2 separate regions of the Mus musculus genome follow, and region 1 is linked to region 2. Evidence: chromatin loops called from intact Hi-C (ENCODE). Cell type or tissue: heart. All regions are shown on one strand.

Region 1 (8,000 bases), 120 kb after region 2:
CAGCCCCTTCTGCATACAGTCTGGGCCTGCAATCACGGTCTCTGAACTTGACCCTGGCCTGGGACTGAACTCTGTGGGAGCTGGGAGCAGAGATTTCTACAGTTCCCATCCTCTTCAGTCTTCAGGAATGGGAAGTGCGTGTGCGTGTGCGTGCACGTGTGCGTGTGCGTGTGTGTGTGTGCTCGCGTGCGTGCGTGTGTGAGCATTCATGTGCATGTATATGTGTGTGTGTGTGTATCCAAGTCAACTCCCACACCATCAGTTTGTCCAGAAGCTGAGATGTGGGCTAAGGAGGCACTGGGAGCATCACACCCGCTGTGGAAGCAGGCCACTGCACCCGATGCCCCTCAGCACTTCACTGTAGAAAACGTCAGCACGCCACATTACAGAGGAGGAAGTCGAAGTATAAAATTACTTTCTCATGAAGATGATACCTGCAGAGGAGAGGAAACACCTCAGGTTGGCCTGGCAAGAACAGTGCAGACGTGAACTCCATATGTCAGTAAGTTCCTTGGTACATGAGGCATCAGGGCTGGGTCATTCTTGGAGAGAACTCATGCCTAGATCTTGCTTCCATAGATGGGAAGAGTGAGATCAGAGTGTAGGCGTTCCTTCCATGTCAGCAGGTACAATGTGTCACTGGGGCCTCTCTTGTCCCTCGAGGTATCTTTAAAAGCTCATCTTTGGTAAGAAAAGGCAGTAATTTCTGAGCTGAGGGCATGCTGGGATGTCCCCCTTGCCTTTCCATAAGCACCAGAAGTGTGAAAGGCTGAGGTATCTAGAGGAGCCAGGAGGTCCCATCTGTGGATTTGGGGAGGACAAACAATTCAGATGAACTAAGTGTTGTCTAATCAGTTCCACCCATATCCTGGGGCTACATCTGAGTCACTGCTTTTGGTTTTCCTGTCCCAGAGGTCTGAAGCAATCTGGGCTGTGCTCAGTCTTGAAGCCAAGGACCTCAAGGCTAAATCATGGGACCTGCTTAAGATGACATGTTGGACAGATGACCGAACCAGCTTAGCCCACTGGCAAGATTCAGCAAGATACCTACTTTTAGATGGCCCATGAGCTGAGAATGGGCTTGATGCTTTTAAGTGACTGGAAAAAAAAATTGAGAAGTGTTGTGTGACTTCTGAGAACCATGAGAGAGCATGTTGTGGGACTAGCTTCTCTTGGGGAGATGCTACACTCTGATCTACTCAGCCTAGATAGAGAGTCATGACAGACAAAAGCATGGCTACCACCACAGTCCAGTTTAGTGAACCAGTGAGTTTTACTGAGGTTACAGGAATATAGGTGATGGGGTATTTACAGAAGCAGAGATGACTCAAAGACAGCTACCTCAACAAAGCCACCCTAGCATGGGTGACCACTCACAATAGCTAAATACCTGGACTACACTGTACAGACTATAGGCAGTTCAATAGATGTCGCTTCCTATTCCAACCAGCAGAAAAGAGCGATGACACTACGTTCTTCTCAAAGCAGTTCATTCAGGAACATTTCAACATGCAAGCAGGAATCTCTCTATCATGCAAACAGGAATCTCTCTTCAAGCAGGAATCTCTCTATCCTCCAATCGCAATCCCTTATACAACCCCTCAACCACACCCCATCAGCCCAGTCTGAGTAAATCTCAGTTCATTGGCTTCCGTCAAATGGCCTGATCTTGCATCATGGTGCGCCTGCGCAGCTCTCACGATGGACGTGGCTTATTTTCGGGTATATGAGGAAGTCAGGTGCAAGTCATAAGACTTGGCTGCAGTCTCGGGCGCCATCTTGGGACTACCGCCACACCTGCTCCCCACAAATAGACTGGAGAAAGTCCTTTCAGGCAGCTCAGTTGGTCAGTGCCCCTTCTGGTTCAGCTCAACTAGACCCTATCTCTTCCAGGTTGCTTGGCTAGTCTTTGCGATTGCGATCATTGCAGTCCACCCATGAGGGGCTAAGCATTCAAACATATGAGCAGGTGAAGGCCATTCTCATTTAAACCACCACAGGAAGTGACTTGAAGCAGTCTTTACTAATCTACTTTGAGGGAAACTAGTGAATCTGGTCAGTTTCAGGGACTTCCTGAAGCTATTTTTGGTGTTGTTTGCTTCCTATTTTACCAGAGCTTTCCTGCAGGATGGAGTGCTTCACTTTCCCCTCCTAGAATGTCGTGTTGTTTCACTTCCTTATAAATACCCTGTCCTAAAATAGCCTGTCATTTAACTTTCCCTTTATATCCTGTCTTAAGAAGTTTCCCTCCACAATGGAAGGTTTTTTAACGTTAGAGGAAACTGCTATAACGAGACTTCTTTCAGCATCAATGTCTAAAGTTTCACTGGGATGTCCTGGGTTCCTTCATCTCTAGATTGTGACTCTCTCAGATGGTTACAGCAGGGTGGCCTCAAATCTGCCACCACCACATCTTCAGACAATACTGCCCCAAAGCACCAGATCTTAACCCTGAATTCCAATATTTCTAAGAGAAACTCCAAGGCCAGAGTCAGCCTGAGACCAGGGCTCACTACTCACGGTATGAAAGGGGTTTGTGCCCATTGGGAATCACAGTAAAAACTCGTTAGCCTCTAGTAATGCTGGGATACAAGGTAGAAGTGGGTACCTTCAAGAGGAGCTGTTGCCTGGGAGTGTACTCTTTAGAGGTCTCTAGACCTGGGTGAGTGAACACAAATGCAAGCTACATGCTGCGTCTCTTGTACATGCTTTTCATCCTGGATAGAAGTGCCAAGTGATGCTGGTGCTATGCTTATTCTTAAGATATCCCCATCTTTAGTACTGGACCAAACTATTTCTAATGAATTACCCAGTCTTGGCTATTTCTTTATAGCAAGAGAAAACAGGATAGCACAGCCTCTACCCAACATCTCTGCAAAATTAAGGTGGTACTTGAAGCCCAGCCCACCACAGGTCACAAGATGTCAGGAGATGCCAGTGTGGGAGGCACCTTTATAATTGGAAAAGAAAGAAGCCAGTCGGAAGAGGTGAGGTGAGCGAGTGCTGCCCTGCTCTGTATGATATGTCAGTAAAACAGACTGTGGCAGAGGAGACTGTCAACGAGACAGGACAGAGAACCACCTAGGAGACAACCTTCTAAACATGACTATGAGGAAGTTTCGAGGTTAGGTTGAGATGGGAAGACCCTTCCTAATACATTCCATGGGCTGTGGGCCCCAAACGGAAGGAAAAGAAACAGCTAGCTAGCTGCATTAGTTACTTCCCTGTAGCTGTTACAAAACACCATGACCAGGGCGATTTATAGAAGGAAGAGTTTATTTGGGCTTCTAGTGCCACAGGGATAGAGTCCATGATGGCAGAGCAAAGGCCTGAAGCGGGGGAGGGGGTTGGGGTGGGGGTGGGAGCTCACTTCTGGCACCACAAGCAAAGGACAAACTAGAAATAGTACAAGTCTTTATGCTCTCAAAACCCATACCCAAGGACACACTTTTCCCTAGCAAGGTCACAGTCCTAAACCTATCTGAACTGTGCCACCAACTGGGGACCAACTGAACAGTGCCACCAATGGGGGACCAAGTATCCAAGCACTCTAGACAAAGGGAAACATCCCATTTAAACAACAGAGGGTGAGCGCCGGCACTCACCTCCATTCTCCCTCCACTAAGCACTGCTTCATCAACGCTGACTCTTGGGATCAATGTCCCAACCCAGAAGTGACCTGGAGTGTGTTCTCAACCTTGGCTCTCTTTCAGGGGATGGGCTTCCTCCCTCAGGTGATTTTTTAAATTTCTTAAAGCAGAGCTGGATTTATTAAGATATTTTAATACAGATTCAAGTATCAGGTTAACAGAGAGAGGGGTGCTGAGCAGGGAGTGAGGGGAGTATAAAACACCCCCCCCCAAGTATGGGTGTGGGTTTCTCAATGGAGACTTACTCCTGGGGTGACCTTAAGGGACTAGGAAGGGTCTCTGACTCGTCACCCTGCTCTTTCTGCTCAGATTCACAACATGTCATTCTGTTGTTTCAAACCTGGTGAAGGTGACTTCCAGAGTTAGCTTTGATGTCATAGCTTCTAGCGACAGTGGGGAGAATAGAACTGCTGAGATCCCACAAAATGGAGTGAAGGAGCGAACCACAAGAAGGCAGCAATCTGAGGAACAGGTGGGAGTGGGAGGTGGCAGCTGGTGTAGAGGGCGCTGCCATGCTTGAAGATGTTCGAGATGTGAAGCACACCCCACGTCCCCAGGTGTGTTTGGGGTGGGATCAGTTTGCAAGGAGTTAGGGGGAGGTATCTCCAAAACTTACAAGTCACATGTCATGGGGACAGGTTTGGATCCTGTGAGGGGGAAGTCACAGATGCTGCTGTGAACTCCCCTCCTCACAGGGGAGGCTGCGGTGGCACCTTCCCTCCTTGATATGTATGTAGTCTGAAGGACAGCGACAGAGGTGCTCTGCTCCCCTCCCCCACGCGCCCCCTGCTGGCATCACGGATGTCTGACACTCTGCTGATCTTTTAAAAGTGAAACAGACAAAGCTGTGTGCCCAATTGGATGTTTCTCCCCACCATCTGCGTGGCAATACAAGTTCAGGTTGTAATGGCATCCACTCTCCGTCAGTATTAGGGAACCATTTAAACATCCAGAGCCATTCACTGATTATAAACACAGTGGGAAAAAAAAAAAAAAAACAAAAAGAAAGCAGCAAGTGGCATGTGTCCCCACACCTGCTGCCTCCCTGCGTCAGTCAATTTCATGCCTAGGAAGCTCCGGACTCTGTGGGGATGCTCTATGCGCAGTGTGGTTGGTTATGAGTTCTACTTTATTTCCCTTTTTCTCCCCCGTAGGGACTGGCGCGGAAACCAACTTGGCCCCAAAACCCAGTGGCTGCAAATAGATGGAAATAAACAGAAAATAGACAATGATCATAAATGCACACCAAAAATGCTGATTTCCCAGTGTTAAAAGGTCCATTTGCTTTGCATTAGTAAATAAAAGCGGGCACATTTTCCACTGGGCTTCAACAACAGCAGAAGTCATTGTTCAAAAGGCTTCTGTCCTGTCCCCTTCCCCCCTCCCAGGGTATCCGGTCCCCTAGGAAGAGGTGAGTCTCCAGGCAAGTGGACGGTGATGGCATCGAGTGGGGACAGCAGAAGCTGAAGAACACATAGAAGGATGCAGTTCACAGGAAAGGAAAGGCCAAGGCCAGAAAGGTGTTCTGGGTTTCTGCGCCCTCTCAGGCCCCAGACATGACCCATGAGTAGCCCCAGCCTTCAGGACCAGCCTCTGTTCGAACCTCTCACATAGGCAGCTTTGAAGAGTTCTCTACATCTGGTTTCTTACCTGGGGAATTCCAGGAGGCTCACAGATACCCAAGGATCCTGAATTTTGTCCAGGCAAACTCTTCCAAAGGGAGGTTCTGATTGTGTTTGCTTCTGCTCTTATTCTTCCTCGCTCTGTGCATGTGTAGCTGGTGCATGTAGAAGTCAGAAGACAACTGTTGGGATCATTCCGACCTACCAGTCCACTTCCTTTGACATGGGGGTATCCCACTGCACCGGGGACTCAGCAAGTGGACTATAGTGGCTAGCCAGCAAGCCTCAGGGAGCCTCCTGTCTCTGGCTTCCCAGTGCTGGGTTACAAGCACGTGCTTCCACACTCAGCGTTTCCTGTGGATCCTAGAGACTGAACTCCAGTACTCTGGCTTCCGTCCCATAGGTCAGGTTATGAGCAAGTTGTTTGAAGAGAGTGGAGAATATCATCAGCTTTGGTCTGATCAGAAGCTACAAGCTCCTCTCTCTCTCTCTCTCTCTCTCTCTCTCTCTCTCTCTCTCTCTCTCTCTCGCTCTCTCTCTCTCTCTCCTATCTCTCTATTTGACCAGGAGACATCAGGAAGGGTTCTTTCCGCAGGCCAGCCCACTCCCTCCTCTCATGTTTCCCAGGCATAGCTTTTTGCCTCTCTTCCCCTCTGAACAACTAACTGTTAAGATATAGAGGTTCCACTGCCCGTGAAGCCTGACATAGCGCCATTCACCTTCCACACATTTCAGAACAAAGGTTATCTCTGTAGCTAGGACAACTGCTACCACACAACCCTACAGAGATCCTATTAGAACTGACATTGGAAGTCTACGATTATCCAAGAGCTTGGGGTCCAAGTTCATGGACCTGAACAGAATGGGGTGCAGAATGAATTCAAGTTTAGCCTGGGCAACTTAGCAGACCCTGTCTCAAAATCACAAGAGGGCTGGGGGGGGGGGGATATCTCAGTAATCGAGCATGTATTAAGTGCACACAAGACCTTAGGTTCAGCCTCTGGGGGTGGGGGCCCAGTATTCCCTCACCTGGGGGCCATGTCTGATTGGGTCTGAGCCCCACCCACAAATATCTCCAATGTACTCTGCAACCAGAGGTGTGGTTAGTGAGACCAGTGAAACAAGGTGGAACTTGGTAGGCGTCAATTACACAGGCAGGAAGTGCGGCTGGGCACTTGGAGCAGCAGGCACTAGATGGCTTTCTGGGAGATTTTGAAAGTTTCTATGCTAAAGTTTGGCTTTTTTTTTTTTAAGCCTATTCTTCAGGAACATCTGATAAACTCTCCCCAACTAAGACGTCCTTAACTGATAAGAATAAGCAGTTATCTGTTTCCGGAGGCATCTGTGTTTTTAACAGCACCAAAAGGAAAAAAAAAAAAAAAAGCCTTAAGACAAAGAAGAAAATCCATCGGTAGGAGGCAAGAAGCAGGAGGAAGGGCAGCTCCGAGACCGAGGCTCATCTCCCATAGCTGCAGTCTCGGTTTTTATTGCGATAGATAGGATGTGATAAATACCAAGCCAACACAGCTGCACTGCATAAAGCCCATTTCCGATGCTATTTCATTAAAGATCTTTTCCATTTTTGGTGTGTTGTGTTACCAACCATTCAGTGATAGCTCCTATCAGACCAGGGGCTACATATCCATCCTCCCTCCCCCAGCCACTTCCCACACATAAAATTTCACTGGATGTTTATCTCAGTCCCGGGAGGTCTTGTTATCCTTTCAGATGAGTCAAAAGTTAGCTTTCGGAAGGTCAGGTCGCTTAGTGATCTAGTTTGCTTTCCTGCTGTGGTGATAAAACCCTCTGACCTAAAGCAATCTACGGGAAGAGTTTATTTCATCTTAGGCTTCTAACCACAGTCTGTCATGGAGGACAGAAGGGGCAGGAATTCAAGCAGAAACCACAGAGGAATGGTGGTTGCTAGCTCACTCTCTGCTCACTTTCTAATATAGCCCAGGCCCACCCACCTACAAATGGTGCTACCCACAGTGGCCTGAGCCCCTCACCATCAAGACAGTCCCTCACAGACATGGCCACATGCCAATCTGATGGAGACAACTCTACAGTTAAAGTTCCCTCTTCCCGGGTGACTCGAGGTTGTATCAAGTTGACACTAAAACCCTAAGCGAGCCACTCTGGCACTCCGTGGCAGGTTAAGGGTGAAGGTGTCCTCTCACGTTGTAGTTATTATTTGACCATGACAGAAAGCCTTTGTAGAGATTCTCCGTTTGGATGATCTTGCTCTCATTCGGGGTCTATGGGTCACTTATTAAAAAAATGTGTTAAACCTCAAGTCTTGACACATGTTTGAAAATAGCAATTGGGATTTTAAAATCATAACTCACAAACTGATGCCAGACTAAGGGTTGGGAAATGGCTCATTGAGTAATGTGTTTGCTGTTCAGATCCTCAGAATCCACATAAAAGCTGCGCATGGTAGCACCAAGAGAGGAGACCAGGCGAGGATACCAAGAGCTAGCCGGCCAACCAGTCTAGTCAAAATAGCAAGCTACAGGTTCAGGGACAGGCCCTGTCTCAAACATAACGTGGAGTGTGATAGAGAAAGATAGCCAAAGACGACCTCTGACTTCCACACTTGCACACAAGTGAGTGCACCTGGTAGGAGGTATACACAGCGGGGGGGGATAGTCTTATAGCACAGCCATGTTCAGACACTACCCAATGACTTTGGCTTGACAGGCTATAGCTGCCCTTGAAGGTAAGA
Region 2 (8,000 bases):
GTCTTGAAAAGAAAGAAAGAAAGAAAGAAAGAAAGAAAGAAAGAAAGAAAGAAAGAAAGGAAGAAAGAAAGAAAGGAAGGAAGGAAGGAAGGAAGGAAGGAAGGAAGGAAGGAAGGAAGGAAGGAAGGAAGGAAGGAGAACTGGGTTTCAGGCTGGGCACACAAAGGCAGGCAGATTTTTGTGGGTTCAAGGATAGCCTGGTCTTCAGAACAAGGTCTAGGACAGCCAGGACTATACAGAGAAACCCTGTTTCAAAAACAAAGAGCTGGGCCTCTTAAGAGGGGACCGAGCTAGCATCTCACCTTCTGAATATGGCCCATGTAAGTGTTCTCTAGAGTCACAGGACTGAAGCAAGGCCTTTCTCAAGGTACTTTGCTATCTGCTTTGCCTCTCCTCCACACAAGGATACAGCTGGAGGGCCCTCACCCGGCTCCAGTGCCTTAGTCTTGGACTTCCCAGGCCACAGAACTGTGAGAAGCAAATTTCTGTATGTATAAAGGACTCGGGATCCCATGTTCTGTTATGAGAACCCAAAGACAAGAAAGGGAAGGAGGGAGACGCTGAGACTGAAGAAATTAAAAGAGAGGTGAGGGATGGAGGTCACTCACCCTAGGCCAGTTACTGAGCCAGTACCTTTCCCCCACATCAGTTCCTGCCGAATCGACGGCTCGGTAATTGACTGGTTATGTCAGTTCTCCTTCTCCTCTTACCATGCAGATCCCAAGAATCAAACTCCGGTCTTCACTACCTTTATCTACCCAACCATCTTGCCAGTCCCCGTTCAGTTCTTTTTAAGATACGCTGTGCTCAAAGAGATCCTGATGAGTTAATCAGAGCCCTTTGGAGAGACTGTGTCCAATCCCAGTCATCCTGGAACAGAGAAAGAGACTTGAGTGTGAATGCCCCAGGGAGCAGTCGGGGCAGGATGGCAGGAGGTACTGAACCAGTGTGAAGAAGTGAGACAGGAGAAAGACAGGAACCTTGAGAGGGGAATTCGAAGCCTCCTGTGGGCACTGAGGGCTCAGTCCTTGGGGGACACTTTGAGAAAAACAGTGCAAATCACAGCTCATAATTGTCCCATTGAGGACTGATAGCAGAGGTATTTATTCACTAAATTTTATTCCCTGAGGTGGAGAGGCAATCTGAGGACATTTACTTTCTGGTATTTTCAGCTTATTGTATTTACCTCTGGGGACAGAGGATGCCCTGGGGCAAAGGAATGCCGGGAACCTTGATTATGAAGGCAAGTGATCTTTAGGAAAGTTCCAGATGGTGTCTGCTACACCACAGAAGACAAGGAGAAATGCAAAGCCCTTGACAAGTGTCCTGATCTGCTGGAGCAAGCCTTCCCTGAAGCCTAAATCTAGAATTCTCATTTATCTGCCCCTACACATTTTGCGTATTTTTAAAAAATAGTTTGGCTGAGTTTTCTGGCTTTTGCAAGGTAATTAATTTTTAAGTCATTCCTTCCCTAAAGTTTTTCTCACAACCAAATAGACTCTCTGAGACTTGGAAGTCAGGAAACACAGCTTGGTTTACATGAGTAAACTAAGAAATTTTAAAATTTCAAGCCATCATTTCTTTCTGCAGCCAGAGTGTAGGGGTGAAAAAGTGAGGAAACACACAGGCTAGTGGCTAATCTCTCTTTATAACCTAAAGGCCACCCCAGCAAAGCATCCTAAAGGAGGATTTGAGTCTGCTGTGGGTCCAACAATGTGAACCGTGGAGGCTTCAGAAGGGGGCAATATTGACAACTGGGGTAGAAATCATTTTTGTGGTATTTTGGATGTAGCTGATTACCCCCATTCCTACCCACCCCCATATTCTAAGAATCTATCTATGGCTAAGTTGAAAAATCCTGGAGTAATTTCCTTGGCAAAGAAAATTTCAAGACAGCCTAACACTGACTCTTTCGTATAGTAATTGGTAACTACTCTTATGCAATTCTACAATTAAAAAAAAAAAGGAACAGGTTGGACAAAAATAAATATCAAATGTACAGTTTGGAGTGAAGAAGAGCGCCGGGAGATGTAATGTAAGAGGTCTGGAGAGACCCGCTATGACATGGAATAAAGTAGGGGAGCCCTCAGGGCAGCACCCCACAAGCTAAGCCTCCAACTTATAAAAAACAAAGCCTAGAGAATCTCCTGCCTCTAAAAAGCAACAACACAGTAAGGCATATGCAAATGTAATTCAAAGAGGGGGCCAAGCTCCATCAGGCCCGCCTAGATGGCTGAACTTGGCCTCAAACTTGAAGCGTCAGGCAGGTGACTCCGGCATCATAACCATGAAGAATACGCAAGTAGGGGAGCTGTGGAATCCTGAGAGGTTAAGGGGGGCTGCTGGAGTCAGGTGTGTAGCAATGGAGTCCTGTCTGGCAGCTCAGAGAGGCCACTGTAAGAAGACGGGAAAGTAAAGCCCACATTGTGTTAGAGACCCTGAGGTGCCAGAGGGGCCAGAGGGGCCCGAGCCTTGGGATATCTATCAAGGAGAGCTGCAGATAGTCTGTGGACCCAGCCCAAGAGAAAAGTATGTTACAGTCAGCAAAGATGGAAGAGTGGAGCCTTGGACATCAGGCATGGAGCTACAGGATTCAGTGTGCCCTGCTGGGTTTTGGTTCTCCTTTGGTTCCATATTTCCTAACAGCCCCTCCTTTCTTCCTTGTTTGGAATGGTAATGCATACTATGTCACTGTATGTTAGAACTATGCAGATTTTACGGGGGGGAGGGTGTTACAGTTACCTTGAGTCTTTTAAACAGTGTTGACACAGTAAAAGACTATGGAGAGTCTTGAAGTTTGACTATTTTGTATTATGATATTGCCAAGAGTCTGTGGGATCCAGAAAGTAAAAGGGGTGGTTGGAATGAGACTGTCGCTCCTCATAGGTGACATTTGAATACTTCACTTAGTAAGACTATTTTGGAAGGATTAGGACATGTGGCTCTCATTAGAAGAGGTATGGTCACTGGGGGTAGGCTTTGAGTTTCGAAAGACTCTAGTCACTCCCTGTTCCTCACGCTTGTGGGTCAGGATATCAGTTCTTGGCTACTGCTCCTATGCCTTGCCTGTCTGCCTGCCTGCCTGCCTGCCTGCCTGCCTGCCTGCCTGCCTGCCTGCCATCATGCTCCCTACCACGAGGATTGTGAATTCTAACCCTCTGGAACTGTAAAACCCCTAGAAGTCTTTCTTCTATAGGATGCCTTGGTCATGGAAAAGTAAGACATGACTCCAGTGCGTTGATGTTTAGTCCCCAAGATGGAATTCCTACTCATAGTCTCACTGTAACAGGTCCCTACACTTTTTCTTGACAGGTAAGAAATTCTCATAAGCAGTATGTAGGAAATAATCAAGAATTATTTTATAGCCAGGCATGGTGGCACACGCCTTTAATCCCAGCACTTGGGAGGCAGAGGCAGGTGAATTTCTGAGTTCAAGGTCAACCTGGTCTACAGAGTGAGCTCCAGGACAGCCATGGCTACACAGAGAAACCCTATCTCGAAAAACCAAATATATATATATATATATATATATGCACTATGGGATAATTGTTTCCAGATATTTGATAAACAGTACAGGAAAAGATTTCTTTTGACATCTACATGGTCTCAAAAAGTTCTGTGGAGTCCAGAACACACCCCGGTTCCAGGAAGATTGGCTTGTCTTTCTGAGACCTTTTGATTGCCCATTCTTTGGCACCCAGTCTCAAACTCCATCAGCTTAGGCCCCCACTTACTCAGCAGAGGGGTGGAGGGACGAGATCATTTTCACTTCCTATGCGGCCACAAGAGGGCGCACTCAGTGGACTTCTAGAACTGAGAAGGAAGCCACCGTGGGTCAGTAAAAACTGACAAAAGAAAACTTGGTTTAAAAGGTGTCGTCGGTCAACCTCCCCCTATGCCTTGCCCACCTTTTTCTTGCCATAAGATGAACGCAATCAGCGAACACTTTCAGTCTGTTCAGGCATCCTTCTTAGGATGCGAGAGATGTTGTCCTATTACAACTAGGTCTTTTGATGATGGGCATTCCCATATCCCAGGAGCTGCTCCCTACATTTTATAAGGCGAATGTCAGAGCGACGGGATTCAAGATGCCAAGAATGAGGAAAGTTAGCGCTGAGCCCTGCGCCTGGTACACAGACAATGGAGCCGGAACAAGTGTTTACCTCCGGAGATGCTGGTCTTCATTCCCGATTGTTTCTGAATAATGCCCCATCACCTCCCTTCCCCAGCGTTTGTCTAGATCTTTTCTATTCGTATTTGAATTGATCCTCGCTCACTTTTCCTTTTTTATTATTATCATTTTGCCTGGGACTTTGGATCATTATAAGATTGCGGGTAATGACAGACTGTAATTAAGCTTAACACAGATTTTTCTTTTAGGAGAGAGAAGAATCCACCAACTGAAACTCAGATTGCCTGGGCTGTAATTTGTGGCGCTGTCACAAAGGGGTCCTTTTCCGCATGGTGCGCAGCGGTGATGAGCAAGCGCTGGGCCGAGGGTGTGCGCTTCTCTCACACGCTCTGGAGCGAGCTGCAGGACTCGTAAATAGCTAAGTATAGCTTGAAGCTGATTACAGGCCCGATCCTCCTATTGTGCCTCATCACTTGTCATTGTTGAGGCGGCAATTGCCGCTCCACGTTTCTCTTTGTGGCTGGCTGCAGCCGGTTTCCAGGACAGGAGGAGCCCTGAGATGCCGAGACTGGTTCTTCCCGCCGGATGGGCGTGGCAGGTGTTGGCGATGAGATTAAGAGCAGACTCCCAGGATAGACACCTGTTGCCCCAGAATTGCTGTTTATGCACGATCTCTGTCCATGGGGGGTGACAGGAGTCTCTGAGGCCAGGCTGGCTGTGGGAACAGGAGCAGGCAGTTCGATTTCTCTGGCTTGGTTTACTCAATTGTAGAAAGGAGTTGTAATATTTAATTTCTTACTTACAAAGTACATTTGAGGACCTGTGAAATAAGTATACAGATATCCTAAAAGCAGGTATAGTCCCCTACAGACTCAAACATCCACCTTCGAATAGGTATATACCCACAATACACACTAGCCATAGAACCCACCTGTGTACCTTATTGTAATGAATTTGTTCATGCATGCATGTGGGCGTGGTTTTAGGACACAGCTGTATAGCTGACTGTAACAGTGACCACTGCCATCTTTAGGCTTTTCCTGTAAATCGGGCACCATTTTGAGCTCTTCTCCAGCACCAAAGCAAAGCTCCCAACAATAGCAGTAATAGTCCTGGAATGGGGCACTTCTTCATCTTCGGGGACCTTCCTCGTCCTGGGTGCTGTATGATTGCCTCCAGGGATCTGTCTGTACGTTCAATATCTCTACTGCAGTCACATGACAGCCTCAACTCCCTCCCTTTCCCTGATGGCAGGGAGGGTGGGAATGGTAAGAAGATGGTAGCTGTCTGGGATGAAGGATACATACTGCTGATCACCCTGACGACTGAAATGTCACACTGTACCCTCATGAAAATATGCAATTAATATATCGGTAAAAAATATATATATACTTAGAAATGTACATTCCCATGGAGGGAAAAGGGATTCAAATATCCAACTGAGAACAAGTTTCCCAAGTGTAGATGTAGTGCCTGGTGCAGTGTCTGGGGTCACAGATGCCTAGGGTCACCACGTGTCTGAGTATAGTAAAGGGGACCACTGATCCCACTAGGATGTATTGCAGTGTAAGTGGTGCTGCTGGATATGGGCAGAGGTACTGTATTTGTTACGCTCCTTTTTCTTTCCTGAGTCTGGATCGCTGGTCAGGGCTAGCCTCAAACTTGCCATGTAGCTGAGGATGACCTTGAACCTCTACATCCAAGCCCAACCCCAACTGTGTTCCATTATAGAAGGAGGTCACTGCATTCAGGTTACGCCTTGTTGGGTGTCCGCCCAGGGCCTTGGGCTTGCTCTGTGAACATTCTACGGAGTAAGTTACATCCCCGCACAGATGTTGTCAGCTGCTTTTCTTGTTGCTATGTGTAAATATAAGACCAGAAGGGAAGATTTGCTTGCCTCATATATTGAAGGCACAGTCCACCATGCTATTGAAGGCATGGCTACAGGGACAGTTTCCACCATGGCAGCAGAATCAGGAGGCTTCTTGGTAGCTAATGAGGCAGAGAGGGAACAAGAAACAGGGTGGTCTATAAGCCTCCACCCACCCAGTGGACACTCACTTCCTCTAGCTAGGCTCCACCTCCTAACTACAGCCCCATCCCCTACCCTTCACTCCCACCCCCCATTCCAGCCCTCTGCAAAACCCAAACAATCCAACACTACCAACTGACAAGTGTTTAAATGTATTAGCCTGGGATTGGGGGTGGGCATTGTCCATCCAAACCGGGACAGTGTCTCATTGCTACTTTGTATAAGATTATGAAAGATAAGACCCAAAGAATAATTCAGATTCATTTTGCATTTTGTTTGTTTATTTGGTTATTCTGAGTTGGGTCTCACTATGTAGACAGAGCAAGTCTTGAGTTACATACCCACTGCTTTGGCTCCCCAAGTGCTGGGCCAGACATACCCAGCTTCTTTGCTGTTTTTAATGTATTCAAGTTTACCCCAAATGTACTTTGGGGTTTGTACTCTATTTTATAGAACAGTGCTGGTCTAGACAGTGGGGTGTGGTAAGGGGCTTTGAGCCAAAATAGCATCCAGCTGCTATGGTCTGCACAGTTTTGGTCTCACCAGTATCTGAGCTCTCTTCCATACTGACAGTCTTGGCTGGGTACCCGATGGCTTGCGTTAAAAGAGCCTTATTCTTAGATGACTGAGTTATCTAATTTTTGTCAAAAAGAAAAAAAGAAAGAAAAAGGATACACAGAAATCAACTACATAGGATCTGGGGGTGTTGTTGCTAATATATATATTTTAAAAAAAACGATAGTCATAGAGACACATGCCTGCAATCCCAGCACTCGGGATGCTAGAACAAAGGTTGGTGAGCCCCGGGCCAGCCTGGGCTATCTAGCAAGAAACTGTCTCAAAAAACAAACAAGGGCTGGGCATGTCTCTGTGACAAAGTGTTTGTCTACACATGGAAGGATGCTATGTTTGAGTCCTGGCACTAAGAGATGGGGAGGGAACCCTTTATTCTTCCTCTCTTTTCCTGCTTGGAATGCACAAAGGCTAGGGTGGTGCAGCCTCTTTGGAGCCATGAGGTTGACAGTCATAGGAATAGATGAAGGAGACTGAGTTCTTGAGTAGCATCCTCAGGCCAACAGGGCCCATCCAGGCTCTATCATGTGAGCAGAGGGGTGGGGGGAGTGGGGGTGGGAATGTGTATGTGCCTGCATGTATGTGTAACTGGTAGTTATTCAGCCTGTCAGCTCAGTACATCTGTAGTCCCAACCTGGCAAAGGAAGCCCCAGGAGTTCCTGGAGAGCCACTGGTCCCTATTCCATCATGAAAACTTGGGGACACTGGCTCTGTTGTCAATGGAGGGCTTGGTAGCAGCTACAACTGGGCAAATGGAGCCAAAGGCAGGAAGACAAGCTTCCTTCTGAAATACCCATTTTGATCTGGGCTCCAACCCAAAGGTGCCTCCCACAGTTGGGGAGGGTCTTCCCACATCAGTCGGGACAGTTCTTCGGGTGAGGGTCTCTACGCAGGTGATTCTAACATGTGGCAAGTTGACATTAAAACTGACCAGAATGCCCCTAGAGGTGATGCGTACCCAGCAGGGACTTGTGCAGGTTCTGACCCCTTGAGAGTCTTATTATAATCCAATTCCACATAGAAGGATGCAGAAGACAGCAGCACCCCAGCAAAGAATGACCAGGTGAGGTCAGGTACCTCTTTGCAGAGGACCTCTGTGACTTGGGTACAATGCAAGGCATCTCAAATGATATCTACATACCTGTCTGCAGAGGTACGCACACACACACCTGGTGGGCACACACAGGTTACTGATGGCTGATCACGTTTTGAAGCTTAGAGAACATGACCAGTGAGGAAATCCTTGGCTCCTTCTTTCCAGCT

What was found. Peaks named below come from ENCODE experiments on the same cell type or tissue, not always from the same donor. Only the 100,000 strongest peaks of a DNase experiment are listed, where the experiment ranks them.
Region 1: it touches region 2 in a loop (2.4-fold over the local background); 11 of 42 quality-filtered maps call a loop at or near these places.

Annotation. Positions count from the first base shown.
Region 1 is chr5:52,629,837-52,637,836 of GRCm38, forward strand. No RefSeq gene overlaps it. Among named protein-coding and RNA genes, the nearest start is that of Gm30178, 10 kb to the left of the region's middle. In heart, a CTCF peak has its summit at 4,427 (motif pointing left); no DNase peak of the experiment used is centred here; H3K27ac peaks cover 185 bases.
Region 2 is chr5:52,511,656-52,519,655 of GRCm38, forward strand. No RefSeq gene overlaps it. Among named protein-coding and RNA genes, the nearest start is that of Ccdc149, 44 kb to the left of the region's middle. In heart, a CTCF peak has its summit at 3,782 (motif pointing right); a DNase peak (open chromatin) is centred at 3,776; H3K4me3 peaks cover 1,121 bases; H3K27ac peaks cover 436 bases; H3K27me3 peaks cover 719 bases.